2 separate regions of the Mus musculus genome follow, and region 2 is linked to region 1. A link is a contact called in ENCODE Hi-C or POLR2A ChIA-PET data. All regions are on one chromosome and are shown on one strand. The core of a region is the stretch at or near the end of the contact, and the rest is flanking DNA. Distances in the headings are between cores, read along the strand shown.

Evidence for each region. A loop is a pair of places that touch in the nucleus more often than their neighbours do. ChIA-PET counts read pairs that join two places held with the same protein, here RNA polymerase II (POLR2A).
Region 2: a loop to region 1 is called in a map of mouse embryonic stem cell, with 1.9 times the contacts of the local background. The contact joins the promoter of Ssc4d here to the promoter of Ywhag in region 1. A Hi-C loop is called at or near these places in 6 of 37 maps with a recorded cell type or tissue (gastrocnemius, left cerebral cortex and mouse embryonic stem cell). POLR2A ChIA-PET finds 5 or more read pairs at or near these places in 5 of 5 experiments (Patski and embryonic stem cell).

Annotation. Positions count from the first base shown.
Region 1 is chr5:135,932,253-135,937,817 of GRCm38, forward strand. Ywhag (tyrosine 3-monooxygenase/tryptophan 5-monooxygenase activation protein, gamma polypeptide) reads right to left here and starts at 2,389. Exons shown (of 2, transcript NM_018871.3): 1 at 2,071-2,389. The coding sequence starts at 2,157. It overlaps Gm40346 (a long non-coding RNA gene), which reads right to left and starts at 2,064. Exons shown (of 2, transcript XR_868594.2): 1 at 265-2,064.
Region 2 is chr5:135,972,667-135,978,082 of GRCm38, forward strand. It overlaps Ssc4d (scavenger receptor cysteine rich family, 4 domains), which reads right to left and starts at 1,810. Exons shown (of 11, transcript NM_001160366.1): 1 at 1,596-1,810.

The DNA of each region.
Region 1 (5,565 bases), core at 1,139-3,638:
TCACTCTGACCACAGAGACATTTTTACTTACAAATCCATTCATTTCCTCATTGTTGGTTTTTAAAATAAGAGAGATGAATGCTTAAAAACTTGAAAGTATCCTATCAACTTTTGTTACTGGGAGTGTTAAGGTGAATGGGCTTGCCTAGATGTCATTGCCCATTTCTAAAAGAAAATAAAATTTTCATTTTGGGGACCAAGGCCCATCTGGTAGAAGATGAAGTGTTCAATGCCACCTGGCTTATCAGCTCATTTCTGCATTACCTTGGACAAATGCCATCTGAAAACTCCCTACCAGCCCTTAGGTGCATTGCAGCCTCTGTGTCATTGTGTGTGACATCACTGGGTTGCTATGGATATAGGTGCGAGGTCACTCGCTCTCCTGTGGAACTAGAAATAGGGGAAAATTAGAGTCTAGATATCACAAACTGAAGACATTTCCAGCATTAGTGACCTACTGAGAGTCCAGTTTGTATCCTTTAATGGTTTAACTGTTATTTAAAAAAGGCAACTGTAACAACACACTAATACAATAGTATTTCTGGTTTTAAAACCAATTATTTTTTGTAAAACAAAAAACATCTGTAGCTTATTTAATTAGGAAAGGATAAGCACCTGGCCTTTTGAAAAAACAAAGAAAAAAAATCATTTAAAATTAAATAGTCTCTCTCTCTCTCTCTCTCCGGGTTTCATTTGTAAGGTTTAACAGGGAGGGGGCACTCCAGCACCCACTTTACACCAGAGATGTATTTAACAACCTTTGTTACATAAGATAGGAAGTTAGATATTAACAGAGTGGAAAACCCAATTATTAATTTTTGAAAACTGTAATAGTAATTTTTCTACTGAATTTTGGAATATTGAGCACCTCCCCCCCACCCCCGCTGGCAAACTGGTCCCCAATTCATTAATAAATTGAGAGTAACTGACAAAATGGTGCAACTAGTTAGGATTTTGCATCTCAGACAAAAATGCGACAGTATTCCCTTCTCGTCAGAACGAGGATACATTAGGTCAGAAGAAAAAAAGCCTCGGATACATTTAACAAAAAAAAAAAAAATTCTTTTAAAAAGACTTTTTCCCCTTTAAAATAAATCCTCCCAGCCTCCACCCAGTCTAGGCTCTCTGCAATATGACAAATGCAGAATCTTCTGGAATGACTTGATACTGCCTCCCACCACCGCTTTGTTTGCAGTATCAGATCAGACAGAATATTTTTTTACACTCAAACGAATTTCTGCAGACTCGTGCCTGCAATTAAAAGAGAAACTGCATATCTCAGTCAGTTAACATTCAAAGGCATTATAGTTAACCCTTTGAAATGGAAAATAAATAAAATGAAAAATGAAGATGCTATATAGAGGGCCATGAATGGGAATGCCAGCAACACACATATCCCTCCCTTCCTAACAGACTTGCTTTGGGGAATGGTTAAAAGGAAGCCTTTTGTTAAAAAAAAAAAAAACAAAAAAAAAAACGTGAGAAAGGTGGTTTCGATTTTACATCATTGAGGCTGGGTTTTTTTTTCTTTTTTCTTTTAGGAGAGGGGGTCCTACATTTTTTTTCTTCCCGAAACGTCTTTAAAGGATGTGTCAGTGGGAAAGATTGGGGGGGGGGGTGATGGAGTGGGGAGGCGGCAAACTGGGAGACCTGCTGAGTGAATGGGGAAGGCGCCGCCCAGACACCAGGGAGAGAAAGAGGAACCGCATCCATGCGGTCCCCCCGCCCCCACGCCTAAACTGGGAGGAGGGGAAGTGGGGCACAAAGGATGCGCACGGCCCCCAACTCAGGTCTCTGGACATTCAGGGTCACAGAGAGACCCCCACCCCACAGCAGAAACCAGCCACGCAAGACCCCGCCCCAGCCCCGAACTCGGAGAGGCTGGGAAAGAGGCCGCGTCACCACTCGGGTGCATGAGCCCCCGTCCCCAACCCCTCCAAGGAGTGAGATGGAGAGGTGACCCTATAGTCGTGACAAGACAACATGCCCCTGGAGCATGCCTTCCACGCCGAGGAACGCGGTGTCGGGAGAGGCTGGGGCGAGGCAGGGGGGAGGGGAGGAGACACTCACGTTCTTCATGGCCGCGGCCATATCGTCGTAGCGCTCCGCCTGCTCGGCCAGCCGGGCTTTCTGCACCAGTTGCTCGCGGTCCACCATCTTCACAGGGCTGAAGAGGATCGGCTGGAAAGAAGGAAACCGAAGACCGCCTTGAAGGGCTTCAGGAAAAGAGAGGAGCGGCTTGGAGCTCGTGTGTCGGAGGGACCGACCCACGAAGCAAGCTACTGAGACGAGGAGGAGAAGGAGGCGGCACGAGCTGCGACCGCGGGACCCGGCGCAAGGAGGCTGCGGCTCCAATGCGTGCCGCGGGCGGACAACCCCCTGCGGTCCCGCCCACACGGGTGACGTAAAAGTCACCGCCTACTCGCGCATGCGCGCGCCCCGCCCGGTCCCGCCCGGTCCTGCATTTACTGGGCTTCTCTTCTACTGGAACATTCGCGGTGGCTCTTTGCGATTTTCTCAGTGTATCCCCAGTACTACACTGCTCCCTAATGTGCCCCTTTCTTCACTTTACCGTAAATCCTCAGCTTCATCAAACCCACCTCTCCTTGCCCCCTGGGGGCCTCTCCCCCCCCCTTTTTTTTTTTTTTTTTTTTTTTTTTGCATAGCTTCTGGCGCGTGACCTCCTGGGAATTGTAGTTTGACCTGCAGCAAGCTGAATTACAGAGCAGACCAAGGACAAAGGGGTGGTGGAGACTACATCTCCCAGTGGGCATTGCGCGCAGGCAGAGGCGGACCGGATGGGGGGCAGGGTCTAACCCGCAGCCGCTGGGGACCCCTGGCGGGGAAGCAGTCTACACTAGCCTAAGCGAGTGCTGATTCACGGCCTCGCCCCATAGCCTCTGGGCAGTTGGAAGGAAAGAAAAGGTCAAGGCCTTAGATCTGGACTCTCTGAAACTGAAGTAACTGGTCATGGTGGAGGGGTAGGGGAAAAACACGAATATAAAGTAGGCAGAAGAAGTACAGACACCGTAAATCCAAACTGCCCAACCACCACCATGGAAAAGATGGAAAAGGTGAACCTGTCCTAGAGATGGCCGCGTGAATGATGCAACCCTTGGACAACTGTCTAACACACACCCACCATGGTTGCAGTCTCCAGTGATGCACTTTAACATCGGACTTAACTGGATGAAATCATAGAATGACACATATCCGCCCGGTATATTGCCTATTTTCCCTAAATGGTGTAGCTGCCTGCAGACTGACCCTGGGGGACTCCCTTCTTCCTCTCCAGTGAACTGGACCAACGCCTGCCTGAACGCACACCCGCTATAGTTTTGACTGCGTATTTTATTTTCATTGTGTTTTTATGAGTTGTTTGGTTTGAAGTAGGGTCTTACACTTCTTAAGGTGACTCTAGACGAAGTTCTGGAATTATAGGCATGCACCAACACAATGGCCTTGACTGTAGAGTTTTGCTTCATCCATTCAACACGTTGAGCACCGGCCCAGTTCCAATGACTTTGTACATTAGCACACAACAATACACAAAGCAGACAAAGCACTCGGCTCAAAAAAAAAAAAAAAAAAAAAAAAAGGAGACAACTGTTTGAACCCACAACAAGCAGCTGACTAACTTTTAACATACCAAAGTGAACCTGGCCTCCAGGTTCTCCAGGCCAGCTGGGGCACAGGGGGAGGGGCTGCCCTTTGCCCAGGGGCTCTTCCCTATATAATCCAGACTTTTTGTTTACCCACCCCTTGTTTTGCTCCTTTTGTACCTTTGGCTTCCTGGCTGGTTCCCCTTTCTTCATGGTTCAGGGTCATGACCACTCTGGACTCTTCCAGATGTGTCTGCGTCTGGCTATGCCTCTTTTATATCTTTTTTTTTTTTCCCCGAGACAGGGTTTCTCTGTGTAGCCATGGCTGTCCTGGAACTCACTCTGTAGACCAGGTTGGCCTCGAACCCAGAAATCTGCCTGCCTCTGCCTCCCAAGTGCTGGGATTAAAGGCATGCGCTGCCACCTTGCCCCTTTTTTACCTGTAATAAACTCTCTCCTTAGCCGTACCTTAGGACCACTCATATCCTTTCCTTTCTTTTTTATTAATTTGTTTTACACTCAACAATCAGGATTGGTCTTTAATCCCAGCATCAGGAAGGCAGAGGCAGCCAGATTGCTGGTAATTCCAGCCCAGACAGCATCTCAAAGATGAATGAATGAATGAATGAATGGGAAAAGATGAAAGGCTCAAGAAGTGGCTCCGTGGTTAATCTTGCTGGCTGATCCCCCAGAGAGCCCCAAGTTCGGTCCCTAGCACCCAGTCTACTGGCTTATAACTGCCTGTGATTCTAGCTCTGGAGAATCTGATAGCCTTTTCCAGCCTCATTGGGCACACAAATGTAACAAACACATAAATAAAAATAAATCTTGAAGCCAGGTGTGTGACACAAGCCTTTAATTCCATCACAAAGGAAGCAGAGGTAGGCAGATCTATGAGTTCACGGCCAGCTTGGCCTACAAAGCAAATTCCAGGACAGCCAGGGCTACACAGAGAAACCCTGTCTCGAAAAAACAAAAAAACAAAACAAACCAAAACAAACAAAAGTTTTTAAAAAATCAACCCTGCCAGGTGGTGGCGCATACCTTTAATCCCAGAACTCGGGAGGCAGAGGCAGGCTGAGTTCGAGGCCAGCCTGATCTACAGAGTGAGTTCCAGAACAGCCAGGGCTATACAGAGAAACCCTGTCTATGAAAAAAAAAAAAAAAAATTCAACCTCTGGGCCCAGAGCGAGTAAGGACCAGAGCAAGAGGGAGAAGGGAAGGGAAAGGAAAGAAAAAAATCAACCTCTAGCACCACACAAAGTATTTTCAGGTGGGTGGTGGCACACACCTTTGATCGAGGTATTTGGGAGGCAAAGGCAGGTGGATCTCTGTGAGTTTAAGGCCAGGTTCTGTGGAGTGAGTTCCAGGACAGTCAGGAGTACACAGTAAAAGCCATGTCTTGGAAAACAAAACAAACGAAGAAAAAACAACTTTCAACTGGAGGGAGGTTCTAAGAAAGATTCTACAATGGGGTCAGCAACATTTCCACCTGAGCCCTCATAGACTAAAGGAAGCATGGGAAACAGTAGGAAGGGTGCTCGACTTGCAAACAAGGCTTAAGCCTAAACCCAGCACCTACAGTTTCAAAGCAAACAAACAAACAAACAAACAAACCTGGGTGTGGTAACACAGATGTGTAATGCCAGCCTGGTGAAGGCTGAGAAGACTCATGGGGGCTCCCTGGCCAGCAAACCTAACCTACTTGGCAAGTTCCAGGCCAGTGAGAGAGCCTGCGGACGGACACCTGCAGAGCAGGCTCAAACTCACACAGATTATCCTGCCTCTGCCTCCCTAGTGCTGGAATCAAAGGTATTCACTGTCATTTACCTGGAACACTGGGACAGATTTATCGATAGGTGGTCTGACTGTTTGGTGTTTCATGAAATTCTAATGGTGTCAGGACTGAGACTATAAGGGACATAAAGTAGCATGCTAAGTCATTCAACGTTGGAGTTTGATG
Region 2 (5,416 bases), core at 560-3,059, 40 kb after region 1:
GGAGTCCGAGGTGCCCAGGGCCATCATGCCCCTCCCTGGAGAATCTCTCCCTGGCTTTTGACTCCACTCTGGCATGCAGACAGTGCATTCGGGCAGAGAGGTGAAAACAGATCCGGATGTGGACACGAGGTTTTCAACGCGCCATTCATGGAAGCCCAGGATAGCCCCCAGCAGAATAATCATCTTTTGTGTTCCTCCTGCCCTGACTGGGGACAGCTGGGACACGGGAACCGAGAACTGTAAGAAGGATGGCAGCTACCAGCCAATCTTTTCTGGTGGGGATAGTTTCCTGGGCCTTCCCAGGGCTCCCAGGCCACCCACTTCTAAGGGTCCCCCCGCCCCCGGCCAGTTCCCTTCCCTCCCTGAGCGGTGGCTATTCTCCAAGGCCCCTGCCAGAAAGCTTCACCAGTAACTATGGTATTTGCTTCCGCGGCCTAGGAGCTGGAGAGAAAGCCACTCTCCCCTGTGGGACTCACACCCCAGACAGCTAGCTGGACTCTTTTCACCATGCTCAGGGAATAAGGCCTCAGCCCCACAGCCTTCAGCGCGTATACTTCATTCCTGTCCTATTCTCAGGGACAGCAATAGAGGTTGCTTCATCCCTGTCCTAAATGGCCATGGCTTGTTTGTTTGTTTTTTTTTTGAGAGATGGTTTCAAACTCTTAAGTAGCCAAAGACGACCTTGAACTCAGATCGACCCTTCCGTTTCCACCCCTGAATGCTAGGATTAAAGGCACTTGCCACGTCACATCTGTCTTGCAGGGGTCTTTTTAAAAATGTGTTTTCTTGTTTTATGAGTACGGGTGTCTTGCCTGCAGGTGTATATAGGCAGCATATATGTACCTGGTGTCTCGGGAGGCCAGAAGAGGTCACTGGACTAGAGTTATAGAGCTCTGTAAGTCGCCATTTGATTGCTGGGAATCAGACCCTGGTCCTCTGAAAGAGCAGTAGGTGTTCTTAACTTCTGATCCAGGGTTCTTGAATGTTCTCAGAATTCCTTTTAGCCCCGGTGGGGCAGGTGATTAGGAGCTGTGAAGCCTTTGTTCTTATTGGCAAAAGGGTCCCATATTCTTTCCCTTATACTTGTTGCCATATTAAATGGGTAATGTTTATAAAAGGTTTCCCCAGTGTCTGGCCCGCTCTAATGTGCTTAGCTATTGCTATGACTGCCCCCGTCTGACCTCCAAGACAAGAGCCAGATCTCATTCAATAGTTGTACGTGGCATATGATGTTCAGAAAATGTTTGTTGATGGGCTGAGTGAAATTGTGGCTATGAAGTCATAGAATGAAACAGAGGGGTCTCAGGAAGTAGTCAATGAGTTGGCTCAGCAGGTAAAGGTGACTGCTGCCAAGTCTGATGACCTAAGTTCAATTCCTGGGACCCAAATGTCAGAAGGCAAAACACTCTTGCAAGTTGCCCTGTGACTGTCACTTGTGCATGCCTGCACACACATAAATAAATAAATGCAATATTAAGAATTTTTTTTTTTTTAAAGAAAGGGCTCTGGAGGTTTTCAAAGGAAATTGTTATTACACAGAGAGAACACACACACACACACACACACACACACACACACAACTGAAGCATTCATACCTGTAGGGATGTTCTGGGTTCTTTCCCTCCAGATAATCCAAGTTTCAATCACTGCCTCTGCTCCAGGGACTTTAGGAGGGGGAAGGGCCCCCGAGATACAGATCAGCACAGACTTTTCTTCTTTTCTTTCCGTAGCTAGAAGGAGAGAAGAGGCAGTGTCCTTGGCCATGGAGCTGCCGGTGGCCCCAGCCTGTCCCCACCTGACCTTGGGGGCAGAGAGGCTAAGGGACAGTGGAAGTGGTCCGCAGTGTGGTGAGCAGCCCCGGAGGAAGGGCACCGAGGAAGAGGAGGAGCTAGGAGGCCAGGTGCCCCTCCTCCTGCCATCTCTCCCCCTCTGGGCTCAGGTTGCAGAGAAGCCCGAGTGGTTCCTCACCCCTGTGCAGGACAGCCGAGCATCAGACACTGGTGATGGAGAAGCAGCCTGGGTTACAGTGCGAGATCAAGGTTATCCCCAGCTACCTAGTGAGACCCTCTCGCAGCATAAAGAGGTGAAGGTGGGGGAGGGGGGAATTATCAGGATCGGCATAAGTCAGGTGGCTCAGAGGGTGAAGTTGATGGCTGCGCAGGCCTGGCAAATTCAGTTCAACCCCCAGACTCCACAGAATATCGAAAATCCAGGCTTGGTGCAGCACTCCTTTAATCCCAGCACTTGAGAGGCAGAGGCAGGGGCTGGTGAGATGGCTCAGGGGTTAAGAGCACGGGCTGCTCTCCCAAAGGTCCTGAGTTCAAATCCCAGCAACCACATGGTGGCTCACAACCATCCGTAACAAGATTGGATGCCTCTTCTGGAGTGTCTAAGACAGCTACAGTGTACTGACATATAATAAATAAATAAATATTAAAAAAAAAAGAGAGAGGCAGAGGCAAGTGGATCTTTTGTGAGTTTGAGGCCAGCCTGATCTACATAGTGAATGCCAGGACAGCCAAGGCTATATAGAGACTCTGTCTCAAAAACAAAACAAAACAAAAATAAAACACCAAGAAGAACAAAATCTTGTTAGAATTAAAACTTTCCCCCAGTTGTGAGTGTTTTGCTTGCATATATGCCTGTGTATCGCATTCAGGCCTCATGCCTTTGGAGGTGAGAGGAGGGCGTTGGCGCTCCTGAGTCTGACTGCAGACAGTTGTGAGCTGCCCTGTACGCACTAGGAATAGAACCTGGGTCCTCTGCAATAGCAACAATTTCTCTAACCACTGAGCCATCTCTCTAACCCTCCCTGTATATTTTATTTATGTATATGTACATGCATAAGTTTATGTGTGTCTTGTCTGCTGAGACTGGAGTTACAAATGGTTGTGAGATGCCCTGTGGGTGCTGGGAACCAGACTAAGGTCTTCTAGGATCATCAAACCTTCTAACTACTGACTCCTTTCTCTGTGTAGCCCTGGCTGTCCTGGAACTCACTCGGTAGACCAGGCTAGCCTCAAACACAGATCCACCTGCCTCTGCCTCCAAGTGCTGGGATTAGAGGTGCATGCTACCCGCTGCCACCACCACTACCCAGATATTTTTCTTTAAAGGGTTATTAATGTGTACGTGTGTGTGTGTGTGTGTGTGTGTGTGTGTGTGTTAGTGTATTCCATGTGCAAACGGAGGTTTGAGGAGGCCCGGAGAGGTCAAATCCCCTGTAGCTGGAGTTACAGATGGTTTGTAAGCCACCCGATATGGGTGCTGGGAACCGAACTCTGGACCTCTAGAGAAGCCAGAAGTGCTCATGATCTCTGAGCTACCTCTCCAGTCTTCCTTCCCCTTTGTGTGGATTCCAGGGATGAACCCAGACCCTCAGACTCTGAGGACAGCACTTTTATCTGCTGAGTCATCTGCTGAGTCATCCCATCAGCTGCTCTTGTTTATTTTTGCCAGACTCCCTCTTACTTCATAACCAAAGCTGGCTTCAAATACAATCCTCCTGCTTCAGTCCCCCAAGCGCCGTGTTTCAGGAGTGTGTCACCCCCAGGCCTTACAAATCTCTGGCTTTCCCCCCTGGTAGGCAGGTTACCCCAGTTCAGGGAGGAATGGGGATGTGAGTTCGAAACACAGGTTAACTCTGATCGTACATATCCAGCCCTTCTCTTTCTGTTCCCAGCACAGCCATCAAACACAGCCTTGGGTAACAAGCCTGCCAAGGGCAGGCTCCCAAGCCCAGGCCCTGACTCCTAAGAACCATTAGCCCTTCTGTAATTCCTGCCAGGAGAGGTGCTATCTGTCTGGACCCCACCCGCACAGTTGCCTGGCAGCAGGCAGGTAGGCCTGGCACACTGTAAGAGGGGATGTTTGCCCCCTCCTCCCTCTCTTGCCCCCTTCCTTACTCCTCCTCCCCCTCTCTCCCCATTCCCTCACCCCTTCTCTCCATGTGGTCATGGCCGGCCTCTACTTCTCTGCTCTCTCCTTCTCTCTGCCTTTCTCTCCCTCTGCTACCCTCTTAACTCCCCTCCCCATGCTCTGAATAAACTCTATTCTATATTATACAGTCCTGTGGCTGGTCTCTCAGGGGGAAGGGATGCCTTGGCATGGGCCCGCTGAGACACCCCCTTTCCCCACACCCAGACAGAACATATCTTGATAGCTCTTTCTCCTTTTATGATCACAACACTGTCGACAGCTGCCTCTGATAGGCGTCCATCCCTCCTCCCTCCCAGTGCTGACCATGTATCATGTACCATGTACCATGTACCATGTACCATGTATCATGTATCATGTATCAGCTTCAGCAAGTTAATACTCTCACGCGCCATGGCCAGCGGCTTAGCCTGGCACCCTCAGGGTCCTGCCTGGCCCGCCTCACCAGCCTTCGAGGCTCATCTCCCAGGACCTGGGCATTTCTGCAGGCCCACCTGAGCGTCTTTCTCCATCTTGGCTCACACAGCTGCCTCTGCCTAACCAGGGCTCATTGCTTACGCCCCATGAGTGGAGGGAGCACTGACCCAAGGATGTACTCAGGTGAATCGTTTGTTCTTTGATAATTGTGCCAAGCCATGTTAAAACCAAAGCCTGCACAAGGCCCTTGATTGCACCCCCAGTGTCTCAAAAATAAAATAAGAAATCAAAGCTGGGTAGGGCAATAGCCTGTCTAGAATGATAGCACTCAAAGCAGAGGCAGGAAGATCCTGCAGTTTGTTTGAGACAGGATCTCACTATGTGACTCTGGCTGGCCTGGAATTGGCCTCAGACTTACAGAGATCCACCTGCCTCTGCCTCCTGAGTTTTGGAGTTTTATGTATTCATTTGTTTGTTTGTTTGTTTGTTTGTTTTTGAGATAGAGTCTCACCATGTAACCCTAACTAACAGAAATTCACCTGCCTCTGCCTCCCTAGTGTGTGCACCTCAGAGGCAGCAGTGGGAGGCTTCTGATTTTGAGGCCAGCCTAGGATACACAGTAAGACCCTGTCATTCCCCCTCCCCAAATAGTTTATGTAAATATATCCACCAGAAAAAAATGTTGAGGCCTAGGAGGGTGGCAAAAGGCTGGAGGCTGAGACGGAAAAATTACTCTAGCCCAGGGTTCAAGGCTAGACCAAGTGATATAGTAAGACTACAGCTCTAAAAAGTAAAACAAACAAAACAAAACAAAACAAAAAACTATAGTCAGGTAGCATGGTTGATCCATCCAAAGTAAAAGCAAGAAGACTAGAAGCTGACAAAGTGGCTCAGTGCGTGTGGCATGCGCCGTGTATCCTAACTGCGTGAGCTGGAGCTCCGGGACCCACAAGATGGAAGGAGAAAACTGACCCCCGAAAGTCGTCCTCTGACCGACCCCCACATGCAGACTGTGGCACATGAATACCCCTCCATACACACAAAGTAAATGTGTTTTAAAATA